Regions from separate parts of the Homo sapiens genome. Here region 1 is linked to region 2. The links are chromatin loops, found by intact Hi-C in ENCODE. Cell type or tissue: IMR-90. All regions are shown on one strand. Links, peaks and the distances in the headings refer to the core of each region. The heading gives the core; the rest is flanking DNA.

Evidence for each region. A loop is a pair of places that touch in the nucleus more often than their neighbours do. Peaks named below come from ENCODE experiments on the same cell type or tissue, not always from the same donor. Only the 100,000 strongest peaks of a DNase experiment are listed, where the experiment ranks them.
Region 1: a loop joins it to region 2, with 8 times the contacts of the local background. A loop is called at or near these places in 2 of 110 quality-filtered maps.

Annotation. Positions count from the first base shown.
Region 1 is chr11:130,641,466-130,656,423 of GRCh38, reverse strand. No RefSeq gene overlaps it. Among named protein-coding and RNA genes, the nearest start is that of MIR8052, 18 kb to the left of the region's middle. In IMR-90, for the core only: no CTCF peak of the experiment used is centred there; DNase peaks (open chromatin) are centred at 3,263, 5,553 and 9,853; H3K27ac peaks cover 2,447 bases.
Region 2 is chr11:130,473,730-130,487,656 of GRCh38, reverse strand. It overlaps ADAMTS15 (ADAM metallopeptidase with thrombospondin type 1 motif 15), which reads right to left. Exons shown (of 8, transcript NM_139055.4): 8 at 11,012-13,927. The coding sequence ends at 13,836. Among named protein-coding and RNA genes, the nearest start is that of ADAMTS15, 32 kb to the right of the region's middle. RefSeq lists an enhancer at 8,771-9,970. In IMR-90, for the core only: no CTCF peak of the experiment used is centred there; DNase peaks (open chromatin) are centred at 7,326 and 9,236; H3K27ac peaks cover 4,913 bases.

The sequences.
Region 1 (14,958 bases), core at 2,412-10,411, 170 kb before region 2:
GAATCTCCTGAATATCTCTGGAATTCTCTCTGCCTGGATCTCTCATTTATGGTGGTTGTTCTGTGGAAATTCTAGCTGCCTTGGCTTCCCTGGACTCCTAATTTTGTCTTCCCAACTCAAGGAAACATCTGATTCTTACCTGCACTGTGACCTGAATATTTTTTGCAGGTTGCAAGCTGGAGTAATCACAGGGCTCCCCTCCTACTTTTCCTTTGTCACTTGATGGTCAATGTCCTGAGTGTCATTGTTTCATACATTTTGTCCAGTGCTGTAGTTGGGTCAAGTGTGAGGGTAAATCCAATCCCCATTACTCCATCTTGACTGGAAGTGGAAGACGCTTAGTTACTTTTTATATCTCAACTCTTTAAGGAACCTTCTCCCTTTCTTGCCAGATCATGTCTGATGTCCCCAGCTGTGCACATCATGGAACCCTGTATTTTTTCCTCTGGGTTAATTATAACAACGGTAAGTAAATAATTTGTACAAATTGTTGAAGTGAGACAAATTTGCAGTCTTCCTCCTCCCATTTGAGGGAAACTAAAAACAACATAATTTAATCAGAACTGTAATTATTTCCCAAATTATAAATAGAATAACCATTAAAAACTGAAGTTACTGTGGTGTGATTCTTCCAGGCTTGATCAGAACAGGAAAGAGCCTGGGGCCCTTTCACCCACTAATGAGGTCCTATCATTCCCAAGGGACTAAGCCAGAAAGGCCTGCTAATACAGAAATATTATTTTTCCATCATGGGATTTAACTATCTGGACACTAAGAAAAGCTTATGTTTATCTTAGAGTGATATCTTTAGCTAACATACCACTTAAGTCGGGAACCAGCAGGTCACAATTTCACTGGTAGGTACAGGATCTACTTACACACTCACTCATGGGCTGTGTAGCCTGAGAAACTTAGAGTCAGTGAACATCTGTGCTCATCTAGTTAATGCTAATTGAGACTGAAGATTGAAAGGAAGAACCTAGAGCCTCAGCCAGTGGAGGAAATGTATTTTTCCAGAGAAAACATTTGAGAGGTGGCAGATTGAGAGGCTTAAAGAAGAAATACACATGAATATAAAAGTGAACCTGACAGCCAGGTCGGAGAAGGATGTCTTCCTTGTGAAGGCCCAAGATAAAGTCTCTTTCCTTTGTGTAATAAAATAGGAAGTTCTAAGTACAGTTTCAGGCTTTGTCCTTTTGAGTTGGAATGTTTCCTTCTGAGATCACCACAACTCTTCCATAAGGAACGTCACGTATGTACCACAACCCATTGTGTTGCGTGGGGAAAGGAGTGCTCCTCTGTATTCCTTTCTTGGATCCAGTGGAGAAGTGGGCTGCAGCTCCATAGGCAGGTTTGGATGCTGGGCCATTCACGGCTGTCAACAATAGAGAGGCTTATGACCCTGTAGGCCCCGGAGAAGATATTGCAGAGACATACTCCAAATCTCTTAATTGCCTTATAGTTTATGGAATACTACCATTTGAAGGAAAAGAAGTGGTTGCAACAACACCTGAACTACCTTTTTTAATATTTTCCCCCAAATAGACTATGTGTTCTGATATGGCAAAGACTGCCTGTCTTATTTGTAATGATATCCCCAGCTGTTATTTCAGTGTCTGGTATGTTAGAGGAACTTAGAAAATATGGGATGGATGCATGAATCTAAGTGTTAACCAGAAAATTCTCATACCCTCTAACAAATTTGGACAATGAACACAACAGGGACAGAACATGAAACCCAGGTCTAGCTTTCTAGTTCTAGACCATTTACTCTCCTTGTTAGCTGGGCTTTAGGAAGCAGAATTGGAAGATGAAAAGATGATCCTTCATGCAACTTAGGGACTCTTCCCAGCACATTTTGCTGCATTTCTCTGCCAAACCCTAAAGCCCCAAGACTCCTCTTAGCTCAGTAACACCTGTGCATTTCCTTAAATCCATTTCCAGAGTTGATAAATATACAAGGCAGAACAGAGTGGTGCAGCTCAAGGAAGTAAGCATGAGGATAATGGGTCCCTGTGCCCTGGAAATCTGGCACCAGTGGACTGTGTTAATTAGGTGCAAAGAAGCCATCTGGTCAATTTAGTTTTAATCTCATCAAGTTTTTTGAAAAACATTTGCCAGTGATGGGGCGTGAAGGGAAAATTTAAAAATAGTATAATTAGATGTGATGCCAGGAAGTCCTTGTCACGTGCCATCCAAGAGCAAAGAAGGAAAATGAAGAAGAAATTGCAAATACAATTAAATAAATACACCAAAATAAATGATAACAAAGCCAAGCAGACCTTGGCCTCAGTCCCTGCATTCTTCTAGGCAGTTCACTGCACTCTGTGTGCCGAGTTGCTTGGCAGGCTTTGCTTAGCTGGGCTGGGTTCAGCAGTGCTCAGGAATGTGAGTGGGAAGAGGTCGCCAGGCACCATTGCCCTGGCAGAGTGTCACTGAGTGTCACTGAGAGGGTGGAAGGGGTGGGACTGATATAAACCAGGCAGTGTCCTGCTGTCTGTGCACCCTGTACTGTGCTAGGTGTACCTGACCACCAAGACACAGTTACTCTCCACCTCTCTCCCCCGGGAGGAAAAAAGCTGCAGGGAGCATCTCTAAAGCTGAGCTTGTCTACCTGAATTATTCCATACCTAATGACCACTATTCAGCAAGTGCCTTGCATTCTCTAATCCCTGAAAACGTATGCAAAAAAAAAAAAAAAGTTTTACGTAGATGCCAGATTCTTGCATTTAATGGGGCAGCACCAGGAAGTACTAGAGATCCTTAACTTCAAGAGCAGGGGTCACTTTAAGATCTGCTGCCAGGCCAGGTCCAAATTCACAGCATCAAATCTTCAAAGACGGAACCAAGAGGGATCCCCTCTATTGCTCTACCCAGAAATACATTCAGAACCAAAGCTACCGAGTCAATGGCAAGTTACCAGTTTCTCTCTACTTCTTCTGTTCTGCAGCTGAGGCATTATCTATAGAACGTGTTTCTACAGCACAATAGTGCCAGCCTTAGAGTCCAAAGGCATGGGTCTGTGTCTAGATCCATGACTAGCTGAATCCACTGGCAGGTCACTGAAAGTCTATGAGCTTCAATTTGTTCATATATAAAACAAGATATATTTTCTCACCATTCTAAATGATAAACTGGCAAACATCTGTATGTTAGGTGTTATTATTGTTAAAGCTCTTGGAAACATACTGGAAGTACTCAAAGAAAGTATGTAGCAACTGCTGTGCCCTGGCTCAGTGTCAGGAGCATGAGTTCTGTTGCCTCATTCTGGGTGATTTGCTTCACTTCTCTGAGCTTCTATTGCTTCATCTGTAAAATGAGAGGGTGGGACTAGATTTCATACCAGTCTAGGCTTATCTGAGGCCCCTTACAACACCAGCTTCCCAGTGTACATAAAAGCTCATCTTGGGAAGACTGACTTACAACCCCAAAGACTGTATGCCCATAGCTCAGAATCTCCACATCTAGATGGGGGTTGGCAAACTACAAACTGCTGGGCCAAAGCCAATCCAACTGCCAGTGTTTGTGAATAAAGTTTTATTGAAACACAGCCATGCTCATTCATTTACTGCTGCCTACAGCTGCCCTCATGCTACGACAGCAGTGTAGTAGTTCGGTTAGTAACCACATGAAAGCCAGGCCTAAAATATTTACTGTCTTTCCCTTTATAGAAAGTTCACCATCCCTTGTTGTAGATGGTTGCTGGGTGATTTCAGCAAAAATATCAAACCACGTCTTACTTTCTTTTTTAAAAAAGTACGAAACATGGATAATCTGAGATACGTTGATGCTTTCTTTGGACAATCTAAGACACTGCTTAGGTGCATTAACATCACATAATAATAACAACAATAAACCTACTCAATCAACAGGTCTATTATTGGGAGGGAAGGGACATTTATACCTTTGGCATTGTTTTTACCAGACAGAAAACTTAATTAGACAAGGGTTTTATTCATAAGAAATAAGGCCTATGTTACATTCATAAGGATAAGGGGAATACAAACTTCTCTTAAAAACTAGATGAGCAGGCCGGGGGCGGTGGCTCATGCCTGTAATCCCAGCACTGTGGGAGGCCAAGGCGGGCAGATCACGAGGTCAGGAGATCGAGAGCATCCTGGCTAACACGGTGAAACCTTGTCTCTATTAAAAATTAATCAGGTGTGGTGGCGTGGTGGCGGGCACCTGTAGTCCCAGCTATGCAGGAGGCTGAGGCAGGAGAATCGCGTGAACCTGGGAGGCGGAGCTTGCAGGGAGCAGAGATCACGCCACTGCACTCCAGCCTGGGCGACAGAGGGAGACTCCGTCTCAAAAAAAAAAAAAAAAAAAAAAAACTAGATGAGCAGAGGGCAGAATGAGTATGGGAGAAATTAATCTTTATTCTTATAGACAAATCAACTCTACCCTGGAGTGGAAGTTCTTCATCATTTTCTAGCTCATCTCATCCTCGTTCATGGGGAAATCAGAGTCTATCTTCCTGTCACTCCCACTATCCTCTCCTCCCCAAAACCCAGCAAAAACCGCTGAACCCAGAGCTTAACGGAAAGAAGGAAAAACAGTGAATTCTTGCAAGGTCTGAGGCTCTAGAATGTGCAAGGCCCAACAATGAGCGAGAGAACTAATCCATTATCCCATTATCCTATAGAGGGGCAATGAGTCCCAGCGAAATGCTGAGTGCCACCCCCTCGATCACCAGCCCCCTCCCCAACCCCCCGCCAACACAGGGACTTTGGCACAAAGAGTCTGAAACAAGAAAGTAATGGGAAGTGACAGAAAGATAGGAAACAAAGGCACAGCCATCCAGGTGGGGCACTCTCTGAGCGTTTAGTGGTCGGCCTTCTCCCAAGTAGTGAAATCAACCAAGTAGCTAAATCAACATGGGATGGTGTGTGTGTGTGTGTGTGTGTGCGCACACATGCACCTCTGCAGTTCCTATGCCCAAGGGAGGGTGTTACCCTCCATACCAGTTATTGCTGTATAACAAGCCAGCCCAGTGATTTATCAGCTCACAAATCTATACATAATTAAGTTGGGTTGAGCTGAGCAGTTCTTCTCCTAGTCTCTCCTGAATCATTCATGCAGCTCTAGTCAGCTGGAGGATCAGCTGGGGGCTGGCTGGTCTAAGATGGCATCATCTGCCCTCCTGGCAGTTGGTGCTAGCTGCTGCCTACGCTTTATGCCTCTAGCTGCTCTGTGGGGGAGGAAGGGTCTGCAGCAGCAAGAGAAGGCAAGTCCCAATGCACAAGCACCTGGCAAGCCTCATGTCCCATCACATTTGCTAACATCACGTTCACCAAAACTAGCTCCCTGGCCAAGCCCAGTTTGAAGGAGTGAAGTAAGCCTCCACTTCATGGTGGCAGAAACAGCAAACTTGCCGTGCACAGGACATGCACACGGGGATGGGAGGAATCTGTGGTCATATTTAACAATCTATCACGCCATCCTAATTCTGAGTCCACAGAGGATGAAGTTGAGATTGGAACATGTCATGTATCTGCATGTTGTTAAGCTGTGAAGCATCAGAGGAAGGACTCTGGTCTTTGGAGTGAGTCAGAGAAACTTGGGATCAAAGCCTAGCTTCACTGCTTGCTTACTGTGACACCAAACATACCACTTAATCTGAGTCCATTTCCTCATTGGTAAAATGGTGGTGGTGTTATCTACTGCCCAGAGTGGAGTGCCTGACACAGTACCTGCCACAGAGGTCATCGAGGGTCTCAACTTCCACCCGCAGTTATCTGTGGCTCCGCGGATGAGTATGTTTCATGGTCAGCAACTCTAATGGGGCGAGAGTGCAGGGGCTTGGCTTTTCTGAGCAAGGAGTTTAGTGTCTGATAAATAGCAACACACTCATCTCCTATGTGCAGCTTCTCACATCAAAACCCACATGCCATGTGGAACTGTTTGGGCTCGGAGGGCCTGAATGCCTGAGGGCCCTCTAGACTTCAGTCTCTGAGAGGCCCCAACTCACACCACCCAGGAAGGAGAGAAGTGGGGCAATCGGGCGAGGGGCATTAACCTCTTAAACGCTGACTTTCTCCATTGTCCAGTCTTACAGATTGGGCCGTCAAGAAACTGTGTCCACACAGAAAGGGGTTTGGCAGAGGGAGAGGCCTGATCTTGTCTAGATTCTATTAAGGGGCTTGCACACAGACATTCAGCTTTGGAGCTAACCACAAGAAGGGCACTTGGAGGGCTCATGCCGGGCAACGGTGAATTTGCCAGAAAACTGGAAGTCACAGAGCACTAGCATTTGAGAAAGAAGGGTTCAGAGATACACAGCTGTGGCTCCCAAGCACAGAAAAGAACCTAAGCAGGGTCGGCCGTGGCTTGTGGCAGCCAGCAGTGAGAATCCTAAGAATACTCCACAGCCAGCATGTAAATGTGCTTGCTGGCAAGAGGCACACTCATCATTAAAGTGCTTTGGGGACATTAGAAGATATGTTTATGTAAGGCTCTGAGTGGTTCTTGGATGCAACACCAGGGCCTTAAAATGGCATGTCTGTGACAGGGGTTGTGTGCTTGTTGCATCAACAACCAAGATCTGGAGACGTTAGGCACAACAGTTTCTTAGTAAGTACACCAGAGGTGCAGTCTCAAAAATTTTAGGCATTTGAATGGAAAAAACCCAGTTGCCCAAATTGCTGAAGTGGTTGGGTTGACTGATTTATTTAGGTTTCCCAGTTTTACCCCTAGAAGCTCCCACAGCTCAAGAAATCCCTCAGCCCATGCAAACCAGGATGTTGGTCACCCTAAAGGCCGATAGCTCCTAGTTACCAGCAGTCAACCATCCAAGAGCTAATTTAATCCTGGACACTCAATGAGTTGCTTTAAGGATCTTGTGGCAGCAATAAATTAAACAATGAAAGAAAGACCACCTTGTGCTGTGTCTAGATTGGGCCTCACCTGGCATATTAGCCCCCCAGAGCAAATAGTGTGTGTGTGTGTGTGTGTCTGTGTGTCTTTGTGTGTGCACATGCATGCGTGCACTCACAGCAGCGTTGGGGGGATTTATTTTAAGGAATGGACTCACAGGACAGTGGAGACTGGCAAGTCCTAAAGCTACAGGATGGGCTGGCATTCTGGAGACTGAGGAAAAGTCGATGTTGCAGTCTTGTTTCTGAAGGTCGTCTGGAGGCTGAGATTCCTCTTCCTTGGGGATGTCAGTGTGTTTGCTCTTAAGGCTTTCACAGGATTGGATGAGGTCCACCCATATTTTCATGTGATCTACTCAGTCTAGTGATTTAAATGTTAATCTCATCTGAGAAATATCTTCACAGCAACATTCAGATGTGCTTGACAAAATAGCTGAGTATGGTGGTCTAGCCACATTGACACAGAAAAATTAACCATCACACTTGGGCAAAAGCTAGTCAAGCCAAGAAATATATGCAGTGCTGTGCCTGGTAGCAACTTGGATTCTGGTGGAAGAGCCTAGGAAGGAGGCCCCTCAGGAACTAGAGGAGATGCTGACATCCAGGTGCATACGACCTACCCTAGCTGAGAACCTGGAGGCTTCCCATCCGGTCTCTTCCGGACCAGAAGTACAGCAAGGCTGGGGCTGACGGCTCGGCCAGGGCCATTCTCAGTTTGCTTTATGATGTTTGGAAGTCACAGCAACATGGAATGAGAGCACCGATATCTCATCGCCTCCCTAAACTGTGGGAGGAATTGGAAAGCAGCAACTCTGGCCTCCGTGAAAGTTCTGGGTGTGCTAGAGTTCCCTGGCTCCGGCGGCAGCAGTGCCAAGAGGACAGGCAAGCCTGTCAAATAGCTCAACAGAGCTCAGATAGTGGCCGGGCCTTCTTCCTTCTAGCTAAGATTAGGCCTGGATCAATTAAAACTGATACGTATTCATGATTTTAAAGTATTTAAAATATTACAGCTGTAATATCCTGCAAACCATAGAATCTCAGCACTGGGCGGAACTTCGAGTTCCTCTGCTTACTGTGTCCAGCTGTAGCCTTTATTAAAAACGGACTGCAATGAGCCAGAGGCAGCAGTATGGCTTCACTGGCTCTGATCACCCCGTTGTGTATTAGGAACAGTCTACATTAAAGGAACTTGAATTCTTTCAAGGGATTCTAGTTGCTCCTGCCTGTCGCCATGGTGTTTCTTTCTTTTTTTTTTTTTTTTTTTTTGAGATGGAGTCTCTCCCTGTTGCCCAGGCTGGAGTGCGGTGGCACGATCTCGGCTCACTGCAACCTCTGCCTCCTGGGTTCAAGCGATTCTCCTGCCTCAGCCTCCCGAGTAACTGGGATTACAGGTGTGTGTCACCATGCCTGGCTCATTTTTTTTGTATTTTTAGTAGAGACGGGGTTTCACCATGTGGGCCAAGTTGGTCTCAAACTGCTGACCTCAGGCGACCCACCCACCTTGGCCTCCCAATCACACTGGGATTACAGTCATGAGCCACCATGCCCATGGTGTTTCTTTTACTTGAGTCTTTTACTGTGGTCGTCCTCCCCTGTCGGTGTTTCACCTAGGCTCCCATTAGAGCACACAGACCCAGAGCCTGGGGGAGGAAGGGAGGTAAGGGAATGGGGAAGGCAGAGCCTAAGATGAACAGAGGTAGGAAGCAGTAGGAAAAATCAGGGCAGAAATAAAAAAGCATGGGGTGGATTGCAGTGGAGCAGACAATGAGAGGAGAAGCAGATAGCCAGGACCAACCACAAAGAGAGAGAAAACTGGGAAAGAAGGGACCAAGAATAAGGGAGAAGGGGCAAAGATCAGCCACAGGCAGGTGAGGAGGTGGGAACCTGATGTGAGGGAGCTTGGGCCAGAAATGGGGTACACGAAGGAGTGGGGTACATGCCAGTGGACTCGTTAGATGACCAGGGACAACAAAGAGTTTGGCAGCTTGACTTCAGGTGAAAGCATAGTGATGTGGTTTGGAAGTTTGTCCTCTCCAAATCTCATGCTGAAATGTGGCCCCCAGTGTTGGAGGTGAGGCCTGGTGGGAGGTGTCTAGATCATGCGAGTGGGTCCCTCACGAATGGCTTGGTGCCCCCCTCACAGGAATGAGTGAGCTCTCACTGTTCGCATGAGAGCTGGGGGTTTTGAAGAGCCTGGAACTTCCTCCTCTCTCTTGCTCCCTCTCTTACCATGTGACACACCTGCTCCCCTTCACCTTCCACTGGGAATAAAGCTTCCTGAGGCCTCCCCAGAAGCCAAGTGATGCTGCTGCCATGCTTGTACAGCCTGCAGAACCATGAGCCAAATCAACCTCTTTTCTTTCTAAATCACCCACTCTCAGGCATTCCTTTATGGCAATGCAAAATGGACTAATCCACGTAGCTGGCTCCATTCTCCCTGCTCCTGCCCCAGACAGGCCATCCCAGTTCCTGGAAGCTGCCGTGGTCAAATCCCATACCAGTGGAACAAGTTGATTTTTCTTCCTCTAAGACAATAAAGTAAAACTTTGCCCAGTTTTGATGAGCTTTTCATATTCTCCTAACAAATAGCCCCTGCCAACACCACCCAGGAGACACAACGTCTCCCAATGTTAAGTCTCCTGTACTTAGGATTCCTCCCTAAGATAAATGAAAACATACCCACATATCTTCCCAAAACATATTCTGTCATTCGTTCATATCAGCAAACAAGCCACAGAAATTCTGCAAACCCTCTGAAAAACATGCTTACCCAGCATTTTCCCCAGCAGACACAAAGCTCACTCCTGCTGACATAAACACACACACACACACACACACACACACACACACACGCTTTCCTGAACATTGCACAACTAACCAGTTGCTCATCCTTTGTGGAGACATAATATTTTAAGGATGCTCCTGACAGCCCACGAGGGAGTCACTGCTGTGGCCTGTGATGGTGTTGACCAGGTTGTATATCCAGTGTACACTATGTCTAAAGGAAAAATCATTTCCAAGAACAATGATGGAAGTAGCCCAAATATGTGCTTGGAGGAAACCAAGTGAATTCGGGTTTTGGTCCAAGTAAAATATCAAAAGGATGAATCAGAAAAATATATATGTGGGGCTTTGAAAAGTTATTTTACTTTGTACGGTTAAAATGGCAGAGTTTCAATTTGAGTTTCGAGTGCACGAGAGATGTGTCAAATGATCCAGTTTGTAGCTTGTGACCAGCCTGGAGGGGAAATGATAAAACATTGTTTTGATTATGAACCTAAGATTGTTTCAATAAACACCGCCTGGAGATCACATTAATATCAATTTTTTTAATGTCTCTCTTTTTTTACTGAGCTTTACAAAGAGTTTTCATTTTGCTTTGGATGGGGTCTTTGAGGTTCCTGCCTGCAGCCTCAGAGCCTTCCACATGCCCACTGTTTTCTGAGGCGCTTTAGTCCCTTCCCTGTGCAACTCCTTTGAGATGAGCTAGAGGCTGAAGCTTTCCTATCACTGGGCAGTAAATCTCACTCTCAGGTCAATCCAAGACCATGAGACATTAGAAGACAACCTGCAAAATTGTCTCACCGCGTCCGTGACTCTTGGGGGATGTCCGCGGGAGAACATGGGGTCAGGAGTAAGAGGTCCTGGTTTTAATTCCTGGCTCTGCCACTTCTGAGTTTTGCCTCCTCCCATGTTTTTTTCATTCAGCAAATATTGTTGAGGGCCTAATGTGTGCCGTGCACTGTGGTAGATACTGAATACCGAAACAGAAGCGGAGTCTAGGATTTTACAGTTGGAGGGTGACAAGGTAAACACATAAGATTTCATAACATGTGATAAGTGCAACAATGGAAATATTTACAAGGCGCAAAGATTGCACAGAGGAGGAAGTAAATCCCATTCTCGGGGAAGAGAAGGGAAGGCTTTTGCTAGGAAGCAACACATGAATTTGGTTTCAAAAGAGGGAAGGAATAGGTGGATAGGAGTCTACCAGGCAAGTAAGGGATGGGGGAAGGATATCCTTGGTCAAAGGAAGAGCAAGCACAAAGACTCAGAGATGGGGCAGAGTGAGTGCATTTGGGAAGCTATCTGCATCTTGCTGTAACTGAAGCATAAAGTGCCTTGGATACGCAGGAGGAAAGGGCTGCAATACGCAGTGAGGGTAAAGGGTAGGCAGAGGCCAGTATAACGATTTTAACTTTATGGTTGTGATAATAGCAGTAGCTCATATTTGCAGAGCACTTCATGGCGTTCAACACTGTGTGAACATTCTATGAACACTGTCTCATTTAATTTTTACAATTATTAAAAATTGTGCTATTATTATTTATCTCCACTTAGTGGATGAGGAAACTGGTTCTTGAAGAACGTATGTGACTTGCACAAGATAGAGACAGTGCAAGGGGAGGCTGGGACTTGGACTCTAGCCTGTCCAGTGGCAGAGGAAGCCCACTTGGGCTGTGCCCCTAACACCCATGAGTCTGCTGGATTTAACAAACAGAAACCTTTTTTTTTCATCACCTTATTGATGACCTTTGCTAGTCCAATGTTGATAGCATCTAAGGGGTTAGAAACTAGACTTTAGTGGATTGAGGAGTAGGCAATTTCAAGAAAAATTTAAAAGATCAGGTCCAAATTTTATGATCTCAATGTCTGGTTTTCTCCAACCTAGATTAGTGCATGAAATGGACAGGAAGATGAGCCAAGGATAAGGAATTCCAAGGAAGAAGACTCGGCCTCTGGAGTGGACAGACTGTGCCACAGGGGAAGAGAGCTGGCCTAAACAAAAGAAAAAAGAGAGAGCCGAAGATGGTACATCTTTATTCCATAGGAAGAAAATGGGAGTGGCACACAGTGCTACATTGTTCAGAGATGGGAAAATTGCACCCAGTGGGGACTACAGGGAGAGGTATCACATAAGAGATGATATTTGAGTGAGGCACTGAAGAATGAGGCAGGAGCAAGGGCGGAGGGAAAGTAACTCCAGAACGGCCAGTGATTGAGCAGACCAGAGAAGGAGGAAAATGTCAAACCAAAGAAAGAGAAGCCAGAACACGTTTGTGGGAGCAGAGTCTGAGTGTGAAACAAGGACAAGGCAACACTGGCTGCAACCAGGCGATAGAGGGCTGGGCTAAGGAATGCAGCCCAGATTCAGAAAGAAGGGAGATCCACTAACGTTTCTGCATTTCGGCAGAGGAAGCTGTGATCAAAGAACTTCCCCAGGGCGATACTCTGGCTGCCTGGGTCAGGGTGGAGCAGAAAGCTCAGTCAAGGTAATGCAATGGGAGCCGGGGCAATAGTCCAGGTGTGAGGCTGCGAGGCCTGAGCTGCAGAGGCGGCCCGCAGACAGAGAGAAAGGTATGCCCCAAGGAATATCGTGAACAGGACTCCGTGACAGGCGAGAGGGAGCTGTCAATGTTCATGCCAAGGGTTCCATGACTTCAAGAATGCCTGTGCTATTAACAGAAATAGCAAAGTCAAGACAAAAACATGGGTTTTTTTTTCTTTTTGTAGCTTTTGATTATTGTATACACAAAAAGTGTTTGTTGAAGAAAAATCTGAAAACATATTAAGGGAAATAAAAATAAATGACCATAATGTCATTGCTACTATTCCTGTTTGGTATACTGTTTTCTTTCTCTATGCTTATATATTTCTAATACTTTAATTGCAATTGGGATTATTCCATTTTACGACTTTTCTTCACTCAACAATATATAATATACATTTTTCACATCAATAATTGTAATTCAGCATTATTTTACTGATTACTTAGAATTCTAATTTATGAATTTACCACAACTTACTCTGTCTGTTCCCTGAGGCTAACCATTCCGCAGGGTTCCAATTTTACTTATAATTAATATCCTTGAAGCTAAATATCTCTACACATCTTTAATTACTTCTTTAGAATAAATCCCTGACAGTGTAATTTGGAAGTCAAAGGAAATGTGGGGGCTTTTAAGGCTTTTGAAACAAAATTGTCCCCCAGAAAGAATCAAATTAACTTATACTGTCACCAGCAGCAAAGGAAAGTAAAGAGAGAAAGGTTTTACTAGAGGAAATGTGAGCAGTTTCAGATACGTAGATTCTAAAGCACCTACAGGATACATCAAAGGTAGTGACAAATAAATAGTTGGGAAGGAAGGAACTAGATTTGAAAAGAAAAATCAGGTTCCTCCTCCTGTTCCTCTTCTTTTTCTTCCCCACCACTCCTCCTCCCTGCCCTTCCCCTCTCTCCCCTTCCCTTTCTTTCCTGAACAACTCAGTCCTAAGCTTTGGTGGAGTGCAGCAAGGTAGGCACTCCCACAGCAGAGCAGAGGCACAACAGCCTGAGCCGGCAGAGGCAGTGTCAGCACAAGAGGGTGCCCTGGCCTTCTGAGGGGTCCCAGGGCCCAGGCTCCACAAGAGGCCCTCTGTGCAGGAATGTGGCCCCATGCAATGGCTGCCAGAGCCTCAGGGAGGTGAGGAGGGTCTCCATGCAGGGGCAGCCAGGTGATGCAGGTGAAAGGAAATTGTTAACACAGAGGAGGATATGTCAGATAAGTAAATATATTGAGAATTAGGGAAGCCAGGCTGTTTGCTGGGTTATGGTTTTAACCTGGGTTCTCTAGAGAAATAGGACCAATAGGTGATAGATGATAGGTAGAGGGGTAGATAGATGGATGGATGGATAGATAGATAGATAGATAGATAGATAATAGATAGATAGATAGATAGATAGATAGATAGATAGATAGATAGGATGTGATGTATTATAAGGAATTGGCTCACACAGATATGCAGGCTGAGAAGCTCCGAGATCTGGAATAGGCAAGCTGGACACCCAGGAGAGCCAACGGTGTATTTCCATTTTGAGTCCAAAGGCAGGAGAAGATGGATGCTCTAGCTCAGAGACAGTCACACAGAAAAGGTGAATTCTCACTTAGCCTTTTTGTTCTATTCAGGCCTTCAACGGATTAGATGAGGCCCACTCACATCAGAGAGGGCCATCCACTTTACTCAGAAACACCCTCACAGATACACCCAGAATAATATTTAATCAAATATCTGCCCAGTCAGGTTGACACATAAAATTAATCATCACAGTTCTCACAACAGCAAAAGACAAAGTGAGGATGAACCCTGTGGATTTGAATTAGAGATGTAGGTGTGAACTCATAGTTATCTATCTATCTATCTATCTATCTATCTACCTACCTAGCTGCAATGTAGATATAAATATGTGTATGTGTGTTTTTTTATTGTCTAGCTCTGCCCTCCGAGAGGGGGCTGGGAACAGTAACATCCCAACGGCAGTAAACTCATCTAGCACTCAGGTTTTCTTTTCCAAATGCCATTTTTTCACTGAAAAGAACCATGATTCCTTGGCAAAATGGCTAATTCCAGGGCGAGGTAGGAAAAGTAAAAGATGACCCTGAAACAATCTTTCTTTTTGCCAGAAAATAAGGAAAAGCACAAAGAGTGATGGCGCAAGTCCAGAGGACACAAAAGCCAGCTTGAAGGAACTCTCACTGGCCAAATCTTGGACAATTTAAGCACCAAAATAAATAATGATCATAAATAACAATGGATTATAACTTGTTGAATAAAACAGGAACCCATGAATCCATACTGATATAAATAAATAGGGAAATAAATGGAAAGCTTGATGATGAACAGGATACTTACAATACCTCAAAGTAACTTTCCATAAAATATTCATTAATTACAAAGAAGGGAAAAGTAACTTTTCCCCTCTGAGAGACACCATCTCAACCTAGTGATCGAAGTCAACCTTATTAGTAAAGGGACAAATTGCAATCGTATACCTCCTATGTAGGCAAGAAGGATGCAGCACCAATTCCTGCCAAAGGTGCACACCTTATGTCTAATGATGAGGCTACATCAGCAAATCAAACTTAAGAGACATTCAACACAATAACTGGACTTGTTATCTCCAAAACTGTCAAGATCATGAAAGTCAGGGAAAGGCTGAGGAGACTAATTCTCGGTTAGAACCCATTGCTGTAAAATACTTCACTAGGACAGGAGGTAAATCTCACATGGAGTCTGAGAGCTAAATCACAGTACTCCGTAACTG
Region 2 (13,927 bases), core at 5,854-13,853:
CTGCAGTCTGGGGTGGAGAAAGGGCTTCAGCGTGCTGGAGATGGAGGGTTGTGACCGGGGAGTGAGGGAGTCATGGCGCAGGGTGGGGATGAACTCTCCCCACAGAGCTAAGTTCAGAGATGCTGTCGGCTGCAGAGCCCTGAGCTTGAGTATGCTTAATTCCATAGACTGGCCCAAGAAAGGCGTAGGCCGGGATCAGAGGCTAAAAAGAGAGCGCAGATCTGACGCTGAGCCAGGCAGCCCCTGCCCCGGGGTAGCAGCCGGCTTTGCTCTTTCCTCCCTTGGAAGAAAGCAGAAAGAGAACATACTTTGATTGTCCTCAAACAAACACTGTGTTGAGTAAAGAGATAAGCCCAGCCTGGGTTGGCTCAGGCGTCCCCAGGCAAGGGAAGTCACACTTCATATTTCCAACATGAACGTCCCAGATGGGCCGGGCCTCGAACCCGGCAGAAAGCTGAGAGGCTGGGGCCTGTGCCCTGCAGGGAGAGGCCCAGCACGCGAGGGGTGATCTGCTGTGACCCGTGACCGCTGCAGCTGAGGCCCTTTTTTCTGCCAGCCGGGCCTGCGTGTCCAGAGCGTATAAGATCCAATCCAGAAAGAGCCAGGACCCCACCGAGGGGACATTGGTGGCTGATGCTCAAGGAGGTGCCGCCTCCCTAGCCAGGGGCGTTGGAAAAGTGACCTTGCTGGAGGGAACGTTGTCTTCTAAGAAGCTGCCTGAGTAAGGCAAGACGTGAGAGGCGGGAAGGGATAAGGTTTGGGAGGATCCCCTTTCCCGTGCCCATGCGCCCTGACTGCTGCTGCCTTCACCTGCACTGCACACCTGGGTGACAAGGACAACGGGCACTCGGTGCTCTACACGCCCTCTGCAAGCCTGTCAGCCAGGTACTGCTATTACCTCCCTCTACAGATAAGGAGGCCAAAGCACCAGCAGGAGCGACCGTCACTGGAGGTCAGGCATAGTTCACAGGGCCTGGAACTGGGGATTGGACCTGGATCCTTGAGCTGATTCTTGCGCCTCAACCTCTCTTCCCAGATGCCCACCGCCCCCAACCGCGCACCCCTGCAGATGGGACGCTGCCCTCGAGGCTCTCCCTCCGCTTGCTTCCCCCAATGGTGGGGTCCACCCCAGACCCGGGAGCCCCTCCCTCAGTCCCTGCTCCTCGTGGCCCTTCTTGTAATCCTTTCCCCAGACTCCTCCCACCTCCCCGCCTCTGGCACAAATCCCGCAAGTATATGTTCCTCTCTCCTCATCTCTCTCACTAAGAAAGTCAATCCCACAAGACATCCCCCAAAGGAAAGAATGAAATAAAACAGTCCCCCATGTCTAGCCCGAGCATTCTTTTTAATTTGTTGTCAAGTTGGGCTTGCCAAGTCAGTCTCTTTCGATGAAGCAGAGGACTCGGGTGCAGCCGCGGCCCACGCAGGCTCTGAGGTGCGAGCCGCCAGCAGGTGCCGTCAGGGTGGGCACGCACCGTGGACACACAGACAGGGGCCCGGCCCACGCATGAGACCAAGAGTGCAGAGCCCAGGATGGGCCAGCACCATCACTACTCATGTAGTGGCCACAGTGTCACTGACCAAGTGTCAGTGTGGGCTACCAGGGACCCACAAAGAAAACTGTCTTGCAAGACCCGGGGAAAGGGACAAGAATCTACAGGTGCCTTTCAGAAATAATCCATGCCACCGGGAAGCAAGTGCCAAAAAGAAGCCAATCTCTTGGGTGGGGACAATAACCTAAGAAGCTGTCACTTGTCTCCGTGGTGAAGCTATAAAGAAGCTCTTGGTCACCAAAAAGGAATAGTGAGGAGGAAACCTGTCAGTTTCCCACCTGGTGCTGCAGACAACACCTAGCCATGACAGGTATTCCTGTCTGCTTCTAGAGACATCTAGAATGAGCCAGTGTCTGCGTGGCTTGGTGACACTTCCCTTAAGTAATTCTTCCTATATCTGTAGTTCCTGAGCTGCCTTCCAGATTTAATTTTCCAGGTAGGTTTTATTACAAAAGAGAGGCGAATATAACAACAAAAACGTTGCTGTGTCTTGAATTCTTACTAATATCTGCTTTACAGACATTTCTTCATTAAGCAGTCGCAACAGCCCTGTGAGTTAGGGTTATTTTATAGACGAAGCTGTATCTGCCTATTGTGAAGTTATTTACAAGTAAACGTTGGTCTAACTACTTTTATTCCTCATTCCTCTCTGCACGTTTCAGGGCAGTCCCTTGCATAAACGGTAGAATCTCAATTATTTGTTCAATTAAACTGAACAAGATTTAACAACACTCTGGGATTAAGAACGCCATACTTCTTAACATAAATTGCATGTAAGAGCTTTTTTCCTTGTCTATTGCCTTTCCATGGTAATAAAAGTAGCTAATATTCATCAGTCTTACTAGGTGCCAAGCACTGTGCCAATGAATGCATTCCATTCGTTATCTGATCTATCATACAAATCTTATTATTTTCTCCATTATGAATGCAGAAACAGAGATCTAGAAAAGCTGTTCCAAAGTAGCAAAGTCAGGATCTGAGCCTGTGCTCAAATCAAGAGTCAGACAATCTGACTCCAGGTGCGTGCTCTTCATCACTAAGCTAATACCAAAAATAAAGCATAAAACAAAAGAAATTCATACGGTAAAGAAATGGAGGGAAATCACCAGAGGTCATTCCTATACCGCCACATCCCTATCACCAGCATGGCCCCCACTTTCTCAAAATTTTCACTGTTGAACATTCAGCATATATCTTTCCACATGTTTTTTTGGTATACCTATATACATGTAGGTTACATATATACTATTTGTTTTCAAAATGGTATCATACTAATTATACTGATCTGCAATTTATTTATTTTTAAAAATTCTAGGCACCTTTCCATATGAGTATATTTAGCTTGTTATGAACTTAATTGTGACCGCCCCAAAATTCATATGTCGAAGTCCTAACCCCCAACACCTTAGAATGTAACTGTATTGAGAGACAGGCTTTAAAGAGTTAATTAAATTAAAATGAGATCATTACGGTGGACCCTAATCCAATATGACTGGTGTCCTTATAAGAAAGAGTGACTAAGACACAGACACACACAGAGGAAAGACCATGTGAAAACACAGGGGAAGACAGCCATCTACAAGCCAAGGAGAGGCCTCAAGAGAAACCAACCCTGCCGACACCTTGATTTTAGACTTCCAGCCTGTGGAGTTGAGAAAACCCATTTCTGTTATGTGAGCCCTCCAGTCTGTGACACTTGTTATGGCAGCCCTGGCCAACTAGTACACAGCTCTGCCATGTTTCTTTTTAACTGCTACAGAGAATTCCATTTTATAAATGTACTATAACTGATTTAAACAGCTCTCTTTTTGGTAGCTTTCTAAATCCTTTTTCTTGTTCCTTCTCTCTTCCTTTCTACCTTCCTCTCTTCCTTCCTCCTTTTCGTTTTTCTTTCTTCTCTCATCCTTTTCCATTACAAACAATGCTGGGCCGAACATTCCTACAGGTGTAATCTTGCATATTTATGAATGAGTGTTTTCAGAGGTTAGACTCATCAAAGAGCTCTCATGTCAAATATGAAGCATATCTTATAAGTCAGTATAAGTCATGTTGCCTGGGAGCTTTGAGTTTTGCAAGCATACAGTTCGTTAAATAATTCATCATGGTTCTTTCCCTGTACTAAACTGGCTTCCTGCTCTCCCTTCTAGGTTTTCTGTTTTGTTTTGTTTTTATTGAATTTGACCTTTTTCAGAGCCAAAAAAGAAAAGGAAGAAAAAAGAGTCATTCACATACTTGACTCTAGAAAATGACAGAACCTTTAACTCCAGAGAAGTCAAGGAGCCTGTTTTGTCTCTAGTTTCAGTTTAGGACTTATTATCTCTTGAGTACCCTAAGTGACTCCGTAAACTTGTAGAGACCAACCTAGGAAGTCACATGGATGTCACTGCTCCATAGGTCATTGTTGTCCTTGCTAAATTCCTCTAAGAATAGTTCTGGGGGGAGACGGGCAGTGGCACGGCAGTGTTGCAGAGTTCTCCGTAGTTGGCTTCAAAGAACTCAACCCATTAATGCAGAGACGCATTTCTGGCACGAGGCACATAAATCTATATTCCTCTCTCCTCTCCTCATTTCTCTTACCTAAAAAAGTCAATACCACAGAATTTCAGAATACTATTCCCTTGTTTAGAAACCAGACTCTCCATTGCCAAGGCTTAACATGAAGCCTCAACTTTCTGGACAGAACTCAAGCTCCCCCACCAGTCTGGTTCTACACCCTCTCCCCCGCCACACCTCTCAGGCACAGCGCCACTGCTCCAAGCCGGCTTCTTCCTCCCCTGCAGAGAGGCTTCAGTTGTCCCTGCCTCATGTCTTTGTTCAGATCAGCTGTACCACGTCAACATTAGACTGTGACCTCTCAGAGTGCACATCCTTTGTCTCATATTCCATTATTTCTGGAATATACTGAGAAAATAATAACAAAATATCAAAAAGAAAGAAGGAAGAGAAAAAGAACAGGGAAAGACACAGCCCTGCGTCAAGGGGAGGACTCTCCTGAGTTCCTCTGCACCATCTCATGGCTCTCTTCTCCAGCATCCAACTCTGACCTGTGCTTTCCTTGCCTGTTTCAACTCCTCTTTCATAACTCCTCCTCTTTTTGGACTACTCTATACTCTTTATTTACCTTCCAAGTGTATGCACAGTCCCCTGACCTGGACTATAGGCCCTTCAAGGATATGGCCAATGCTTTGGGTTTCCTTCTTAGTACTCCAAGCACACACTGCCATCGGTAGTTATTGTACTAAACTGAAAATACCATCCACCACCCAACCCACTGTTCTTTGACAATTGAGATAGAAACTTGGCTATTGAGAATCTCTGTGAGATCAGAGGCCCAGGAGTAATCATTCTTACCATCTCTAGCACTAAACTTATCAAGCCACTTGTCACGTACCAACTTTTATAAACACCAATTTTCTAATCTGCAAAATGGGGATAATAATAGAATGTACTTCACCAAGTTCCAATGAGGACAGATAACTGATGTAAACACTTATAAACTATAAACACATATGACATATACAACATACAATCCCTTAAGAGTGTCTGGGTATTGAGAACTCTCCCTTGGCAAAAGCCAGCCTTCTTTTTATCCCACCTTCCACAAGGAACTGAGGTCTCTTTCCCCAAGGCCCAGTACAAGGAAAATGCAGTGAATAGAGCTACCCACTGGGCAGCAGCGCAGAGTTCAAAACGGATTTTATTTGCTAGGTATGGGCATGACAAGTACAGGGAAGAAATAGAAATATTTAGGTATCAGTTTCCTAGTCGCTGACATCTAAAACTACTTTAAAAGTCAAGAGGAGCTAAGGAAACTTCAGAAGCTAATCTATGTACTGAGATTTTGCAAATGTTTATTCCCCTTTGGAGGGCTGCCTACCGGTGGAAGAGCAGGTAGACATGCCTTGGGTGAGGAACTTCCAAATAGGAGTGGAGAAGCATGGAAATTTTTGAAGTATACAGCCAAAAGATACATCTCCTTTTGTTTCAAGTGAAGTGGCAGACACACTTTTTTAATCCCCTTGGAGCTGAGATTTTCAATGTATGGAATCGACGTGTCTTAGAGCTTGAAAAGGAATGCGTAATTTACAATCAAGTTCAATGCCTCATCTAACAAACAGGGAAATGAACACCCAGAGGGTGACCTTGTGCAAATGACCCAGTGCTAGCAGAGTCTAGACAGAAGCTTAGGTCACCTGTCTCCCCAGGCTGTGGTCGTCCAGGCCACCCGGGCCATGTCTAAATAGGTGACTTTTAAAGAAATAAGACTAAAGTGAACTTACCAAGACATAGTGCCCTGGACTCATGGGAACTAACAGAAACTTTCCCATTCAGCAGCTAGGTATTTATCTAATGATCTCGAAGGCAATCTATATGTGCAAACTTGCCTAGGATGTTAGGGGAAAAAATAGCAGTGGCCTAAACCATTGGAATCCCCGTTTCGGATAGAGATTAGGCAACAAGGAGATTTAGCCAGATTGCTTCAGGAAGGTTTTCTTGCCCAGATATAATACATAAAATAAACCTCTCATTCAGAAGATCTTCGGTTTTTGTCAACCTAAGTCCCATCCGCTTGCCAATCCAGTCCACAGTGTGTTACACATTAAAGCCACAGGCTTCCTTATGGGTAACATATGTTGCTGAGACACGTGGAGCCATAATATCTCGTAACCCAGTGATACTGTCCCTAGAGTTAATACAACTCCACTAACATATGTTTCTGCTATTCCCATCCTGAGATACCAGTATTGAAATATATTATGCACAATGTACAGTTAATTGAAAGATACAGGGGGTATATTAAAAAATAAATCTGTTTCTACGACCTCTGCTAAAGTACATTTGAAATACCATATCGTTGATTTCACACTAGTGTACGTGAACTATCTCTGTTGTTTTTTCTGGTCTCTATTTTTTCCTTTCACTCGCCCATGTCTTCTTGGTGCCATGCTAACCACACCACACTAAGGCTGGAGGTTGAGGGATGTGATGCCAGGAACTAAGGCAGTGGGTAAGGAGGCGTGGTTGGAAGTGAGAGCAACAGGAGAAACCATCAGTCATCTCATCCCTCTGAATCCTGGCAGTACCATATTTTAGAAACTTAATCCCAAGAGGAAGTCAAGTACATCCGCCTTTCCCCTGCCCTTGTTGCATGCTCATATCTCTGAGTCAAGGAATGGCCTAATTTTATACTTCTTTTGTAAAGCAAGGAAGTCGTTGAGATGGAAAACATTAATCTGCATTTCCTCTGACATTGCTTTTATTGTCATACGCTGCACACGGTTAGCACTCAAGACCAGCTCATACTTCTCCTAGATATTTCTAGAATTTATGTCATCCTCTCCAATCCACTTACACTGCCAGGCTTTCATGGTCTTAAATCTGGATTATTGCAGGAGCCTCTTACTTGGTCTTTCTGCCAACAGTCTTTTCCTATCCCAGTCCATGCTTACTACCAGCTCACTGGAGTGGTGAGCTAATTACAGTCTGATTTAAAATATTTCCATGGCTCTCTGCTGCCTGTCAAACAAAGCAAAAACTCCCTAATGCAACATAGAAGGCCCTCCATGATCAGACCCCAGCCCAGCCTAGGCTTCAAGCCCACCACTCTCTCATGTATTCTACAGTCCAGCCACATCAAGCTGTTTTCATTCCTGACCTCCATGCCATCGTACGTGCTGGCCACACTTCCAGGAATCTCCTTATCTGCCCAACAAATTCTATTCATTCTTCAAAACTCAGCTCAAGAGCATCATTTCCTCTGACTCCTTCCCAGGTCCACTCAGTGATTCCTGCAATTGCTTCGTGTATAATTCCCATAGATCTAGAAGCATACCTCTGTTGGAGCACTTCTCATGCGCCATCATAATCATTTTCTCATGTCCATCTCCCCCAAAAAAATGTTTCTCGAGGAGTAGGCTAAGCGGTTCATTCTACAACTTCTTCAGTAAATACAGGGCTCGGAGTCCTGATGCTGCCATTTACAAGTCGGGGGAATATCTAAAGGTCCCTAACATCTTTGATCCTCAGCTTCCTGATACACGAGGAGGGGCAGTGATAGAATATAATTCATAATGTTGTTATGAACAATAAATACAATAAGAGAAGTAAAGACCTTAATAGAATGCTTATATATAGTTAATGCTGGGTGATGGCTATTATCATTATATGATTACTGTGTGCCAAGCACTTAGTGCCAAGACAATTAAAGCCTGCCCTCGAGGTCTTTAGGGTATAGCCAAAGAGACGGACAAGCAATTCGCTCAATGTCAGAAGACGCAGAGGGTGCCATGAGAGCTCAAGATGGGGCACCTGCTGTCACTAAATGTCACACCTGCTGGAAAGATTGAAAGCGGACGAATCTGAAACAAGGGAAAACAGGTACAGACTACGGATATACTCCAGTGAGACATGATGCTGGCCTGCACTACAGCAGCAGCAGTGGGAAGGAAGAAAGGGACCAAGTTTGAAGATATCCTGGAGGTGGAATCAAGTCATGTGACTGGATGAATAATGAGATGTTTGGGGTGGTCTGTGTGGGGTTGGTGGGGAGTCTGGGTGAACACAGGTGGGTGGGAGGGTTATGTATGCAGACGCAGAATCCACTGATGTGTTGGTTTTAACTGAGCAGTGAGATAGCACGTGATCCCCAAGGAAAGCGTATGAAATGCGTGAGCTGAGCAGAGGGCTGCAAGGAGCAGCAGCACCGGGCAGGCGGTGAAGATCAAACAGGACCATGTATGCAGACAGACAGTGCCTACACTGAGAAGCGTCCCCACATTTCCACCGGAGACAGGCTCCTTCATCCCTCTTGGTTTACTGTGTGTTCCCAAGGAAGCCTCTGCGTCACAAATACTCATTGACCACTGACTGTGTCCCAAGCCCTGGGCTCTGGGTGCTGTGTGTAACTGCAGCTTCAGAACCAGGTTCCCATGCACTGCAGACTCAGCCCAGGGAGGGTGCTTAGAAAAGCCATGTCATCCTCCTGAACACATTTCCAGAGCACTCTCAAAGGCTCTTTTCTCAAAATCCTCAACAACAACAAAACCACATCAGGAGTATCTGCTCAATTACCCATGGCAGAGATTCGGGGTACTCCCTGCTGAGGCCAGAATCCCAGTCCCCTGAGGTCATCTGAACTGTTGGTCAGATGTCTGGGACAGCAGTGGCTTAAGGCCCTGGACACTGTCTGGGACCGTGGCTAGGTACAGGAACGGGGAATGATACGAAGGCAATTGTTTCTAACAGCCTAGGAGTACAGCTAAAATCTCATCAAATTCCAGCCATTCCCCATGACAATATTTTCACCCTTTTCCCAAATCCAGTTTTTCACGAGGAGATTCCCTCCTCTCTTCATCTCCCTCTATCTTACCCTTTCTGCTAAAATTGTTCTCCTTTGGAAACAAATAGTTCTGTTTCTTCTTTGGAATGCCTCGGGAGGTCAGGAACTCTTATCTCCTCCTTCACAACATTCTGGTCACTGCTTGGAACGTGACTTACGTTACTGACCACAGCTCAGGAGAGCAAAACAAAGGCAGGGCTGCCCAGCTGAGCACGAAGGGGTGGGCCTGAAGGGAGGGGAAGGTGAAGGCTGAGTTTCTGGCTGCCCTCTCCCTCCCCAGTTTCATGCTTTGGAGCAGCAAACATTTCACTGCTGCCTTCTCACAGCTGCCGGGGGCTGAGGGGTGACACCATGGCAGTGATGAAGGGGGATGTTCTGCTCTTCTGGGATTTGTTGCTGGGATTGCAGGCTTCAGGGCTGACTCATCCATGAGGGCTGGAGACAAGCCAAGGAGCAAAGGAAAGACACTTGGGGTCACACGCGCTGCCCTTGGCCACGCCAGCTCAGCCTGCTGGGGGCTCGCCAGGGTTCACTGGGCAGGCAGAGCACGACCCAGGGGTCGACACCTTTTTGTAATTATCAAGGTTTTTTCTCACTGGGGCAAGAACGCATTCCCCTCCAGAGGATGGATTACAAAGCAAATCGTTCCTACCTCTCTTCAAAGGCCAGCAAATTTAGGAAACTGCTGCTTCCTTCTCCAGAAACTTTAAAATGCAGCCAAGCTTGTTGCCCGCCACACACCCCATTGCCTTACCTGGAGCTCTCCTGAGCCTCCAGGCGCCGCTGTAGTTGGGACCCAGCCTCCTCTGCTTCCTCTTTAATTTGCTGATCCCCAAAGCAGCCCAGAGGACCTTTTCCTTAGAAAGGTTTTACTGGCAATTGCTTCAATGGAAAACAAAAAGGATTACAAAAATAACCCCAGGAATATGACAACATTTTGAGCAATTTTAGAAAGATCTTACAATTGCTGACTTCCAGTTTATACATTAACCCAGACCCCTGCAGTTCCCTTCTGGGCCTTCTGCTAGCTCATAGACTCATGCAGCCTCTTCTGGCTAGTTCTTCCTTCTTCCAGAACCTTCTATCAAGTGCTGAAACTTTGTCCAACCTCCCCACATCCCTCACCCACATGCCTGAAGGGGCAGCTCTCGCAGCTCAAGAGGAAGTCATTCCCCATGGCCTTGCCCTGCTGGAAAGTCAACAGGAGAAACCCCTTCATCTCTGAACCCCAAACTGAAAACAAACCATCAGCTAGCAAAATCTAAACCATAACTGGGCCTAGAAACCCAGACTGCTAAAGCTGAACGTGCCCTAATAGAACACTGAATCTACCCTTCTCACTTTGCAGGTAGGAAATGAGGATTCCAAGAGAGGATCTCAGACCCGCGACCAACACGAGTTTCTAGATGTTCTTTGCAATGCGTCACACCTCTCCCACGCCTGTATATTTGCTAACATTTCCAGACCAGCACAAAACTAGGAAGAGAGAAACATTCTCTCTCCAAAGAGAAGGAACCTTTCCCTCGGGACACTTGGGGTTTCCTCCTAAGGCAGGAGACTGGAAGCCCACAGGACAGGGGCCCCTCTGGCCTCTCCCGTGCCTCGTCCCTTCACCCACGCACGGCCCCAGAGCTTCTCTCAAGCACTCCTGAAACCCCGCCCCAGCGGCCCCCAGGACTGGGCCTTCTGCTTGTCTGCTACAAGGCCCGTCCCCTTTTAACAGGGCTGCTGTCTCACCCTTCAATCTGTTTCGTTGTCCCTTCCTCTGAGGGGCTTTCCCTGATCACTCTCTCCCACACCCAAGCTTTTTTTTCTTCGTTTCTTTTTTCAGCTCCTTCTCTCTGAAAAAGTTCAAATGCGATCAAACGCCCACATCCAAGCTCCCACTCTCAGCATCAGTTGGTGTCTCCTTCACTTGTAGCACGATCTGCCACAACTCTCTGCTTGCTGACTTGAGCTCTGCCTCCTCAGCTAACCTGGGAGCTGCACAGGACCAGGACTGTGCCTGTCAAGGTCACTGCTGTCTCCATAGCTCCTAGCACAGTGGCTGGCGAAGCTGGGCATTCCATGGATGTGAGGAATGCATGCATGAATGAGAAGCAGTCACAGAGGCAGGACACAGGTTTTAAATACTTACAGCTTTATTAGGAGAAGGCTGTGGTCACCTCAGCAGCCAGCTCCCTTGTATACACAGTATACACAGCCCAGCCAGCACCCAGGTCCTTCCATCCTTCTGCAGTACATGGAGTGCAAAAGAACCAAACACAACGGCGGGGAGGGAGGGTCTACCAATGAGTGTCAGTGTCTAGTGCTTCCGGGAGCCAACTGCCAGGCTAGGGACACTCAAGTCCCTCAAACTGTCATCAGCTCCTGCCAGACCCCACTCCAGCATGTCGAGGTTCATATGAGAGTGTTTGGGCCAGACTCCTCCAATCAGTGCACGCGATGGGCAGAGGAGGCTAGGGAATCCTGAGCCCAAAGCTGTATTGGTCCATCCCCCTCAAGAAGTTGTTGGAGCTTTCAGAACGTTCCTCTTCTTGTGTAGACATGAGATACCGCTGTAACTTTACTCCATCACCAGAAACCTGTGCCTTGAGTCTAGTCTCTGCTCAGCCCTCGAGAGCATGGTTGGATTAAGGAAATAGTCAAAGGCAAGCAAGACAAACTCCCTAGGTTGTCTTGGTCATGCGTCTTTTAAAAAGGGAAAGAAGAAAAACCACCACAACAGATAAAAGCACCGAGGCCTGGCTTGTGTCAGGAGCCAGAGAGGTTGTCCTTCCTTGAAATGGTTTGTAAAGTGACTGATGGCAAAAGCTGCTCTCCTCTACTGGAGGCCAGCCTCCTACCGATGGCACCTCTCTTCCCACCCACCCAATCCCCCTGCCATCCCGCACAGACCCCATGCCACCCTCTCCTCCTGAAGGAGGGAGTGCACCAAGCACAGGGCGCAGTGCTGTCGTCAGCTATCAAGGATCTGCTTCTGCCTGGTACCCTGGTCCTTTTTGTCCCTTTAGCCCCACAGTGGTCACTGGCACAGAGGGGTTCCTGTTCACTTAGTTCTTCAGGGGTGACTGCAGCCCTGCCTCAGAGACTGGCACCCCCTCTGCCCCCGCATGAACTCTGTCCAAGGTTTCCAGCCCAGCGTTAGACCGGATGAGAACATCATCGCAGAGGCTTGGCTGGCTGGCTGGCTGGTTTGTGGATTCTGACTATTAGGGAAACCCACATAAAAGAACGGAACTCTTCTCTCCCAGGAAGACACATGCTTTGATCTTAGCTCCAGAAAATTCTCCACTGAGGACCTGGATTCATCACCTACACTCAGAAGCAGAATATCCCATGTACACAGTGGGGCATCTGAACCTTCAAGAAACACCCTGCTTAGCCAAAGAAGCTGTGACCCCAAAATATCTCCCCACTTGGAGCTAGAGAAAATGCCTGTTTCTATTTTCCTGACATGTCTATAAGACAGACAGGTCTCCAGCAGTTCATACTAGTGGCTGCCAGGCCCCCTGGGTCAGTCATTGATTCTTGGTGCCTCCTGAAACCTACTCCCAAGGAGTCTGAAGAGGCCCTGTCTTCGGCTTTGGAGCCCCAACAGGGGGCTGGGCTGTGGGGAGCAGGAAGCCACGCACCACACCCTCATTTCTGTGGCTGGACAGCTCGCTCTCCAAAGACTGAGTGTGGTGGAAGGACCAGGTCACCACTGTCCTAGGGGAGGGATACGGCTGGGTTCCCAGAGGGCATAATCTGAGGTAGCAAACAGTGGAGAAGCTAAGGCCTAGGATGCAACGTGACGTGCCCAGGGCAGACAGCAGTAGCTGTTTGGAACGAAGACGAGTTTATAGGCACATAGATGTTCAGCACCTAGCCCTCCTAGGCATGCCCCAGCCCCTCACAATGGGTACGGGACTGTGGCCACTGTCAGGGCTGTCTGAGGCGACACAGACCCTCGGATGTCAGCCTGCATATACGTGCCTCTCTGGAGGAGGAAGCCATTAGAAATGCAGCTTCCTCCTCCCTATCCCAGGGTGACATCTCCCAAAGCCAGGCCCAGAGCTCAGCACCAACCCCAGTCCAGTGACAGCAGAACCCTCCAGAACTTTCTGAAAACTCCCTGCATCAGCCACAGACTGCATAGCCCCTAGCAAATGTCAACATCTTTCTGTAATGGCCGGCTCCATCTTGAAGAAGACAGCAGACTCCCTACTGGCTTTCCCCGCTACCTGCAGAGCCTCAGAGGACACTTCCGTGGCAGCCCTACCACTAGTCCTACACCCTGCACATCAGAGGAAGGAGAGGCTGCTTCTTTATAGGAGGGCCAAGAGTGCAGGATGAGAAACCTCGGGACTCCCTGTGCACGTCCACGTCTTCCAAGGTGGAGTGCCAGGCTCCAGGGGCCCTAATCTCACTCTCCCCGTGGCTTCTGCCCAGCCCCAGCCAGCTTTTATTGCTTAGTCCATGTCAGTTCAAAAAGGAAAGTGGGCTAAAAGCACCGTGAAAACCCTGCCTCGTTCAGACACGGCTCAGAGCCCATGGGGCCACCTGAGGGTGCCAAGCTGCTGGGACATGGCTCTTCCAGCAGCCTGTGGCCTCCGTTCTGGGGGCCGGGGTCCCTGAAGTTCTGCCTGGAAGGTGCCCATCCTCCAAGTTCCTTGGAAACTGGGCCTCAGCACCTTCTGCCCTGCACCTCAAAGCCTCTCCCCGCAACCGGCCCGAGGAGCGGGGCCTGAGGTAGACTGTGCGGGAGTTCCTGGGCTTCCCTCTGCCCAGTCCAGGGAGGAGGAGGGAACCTCTCGCCCCAGCCCATGGTCCTTGTCCCCGGATGTGGGTGACATCGTGGCGTGAGCCCCTGGCCACCGTCCTCTGCCCGCTACTCCAGCTGGCAGAACGCTGGCATATCAGTGGGGTGGAGAGTGAGGGGGAGAAAGCGATGACCCCACTCAGCACGGCCTCAGGACGCAGAAGTCCAGCTCCTGGGGCTTGCGGTGCAAGTTGCACTGGTCCCGGGCCAGCAGCCGGCCTCCGTGGCCCA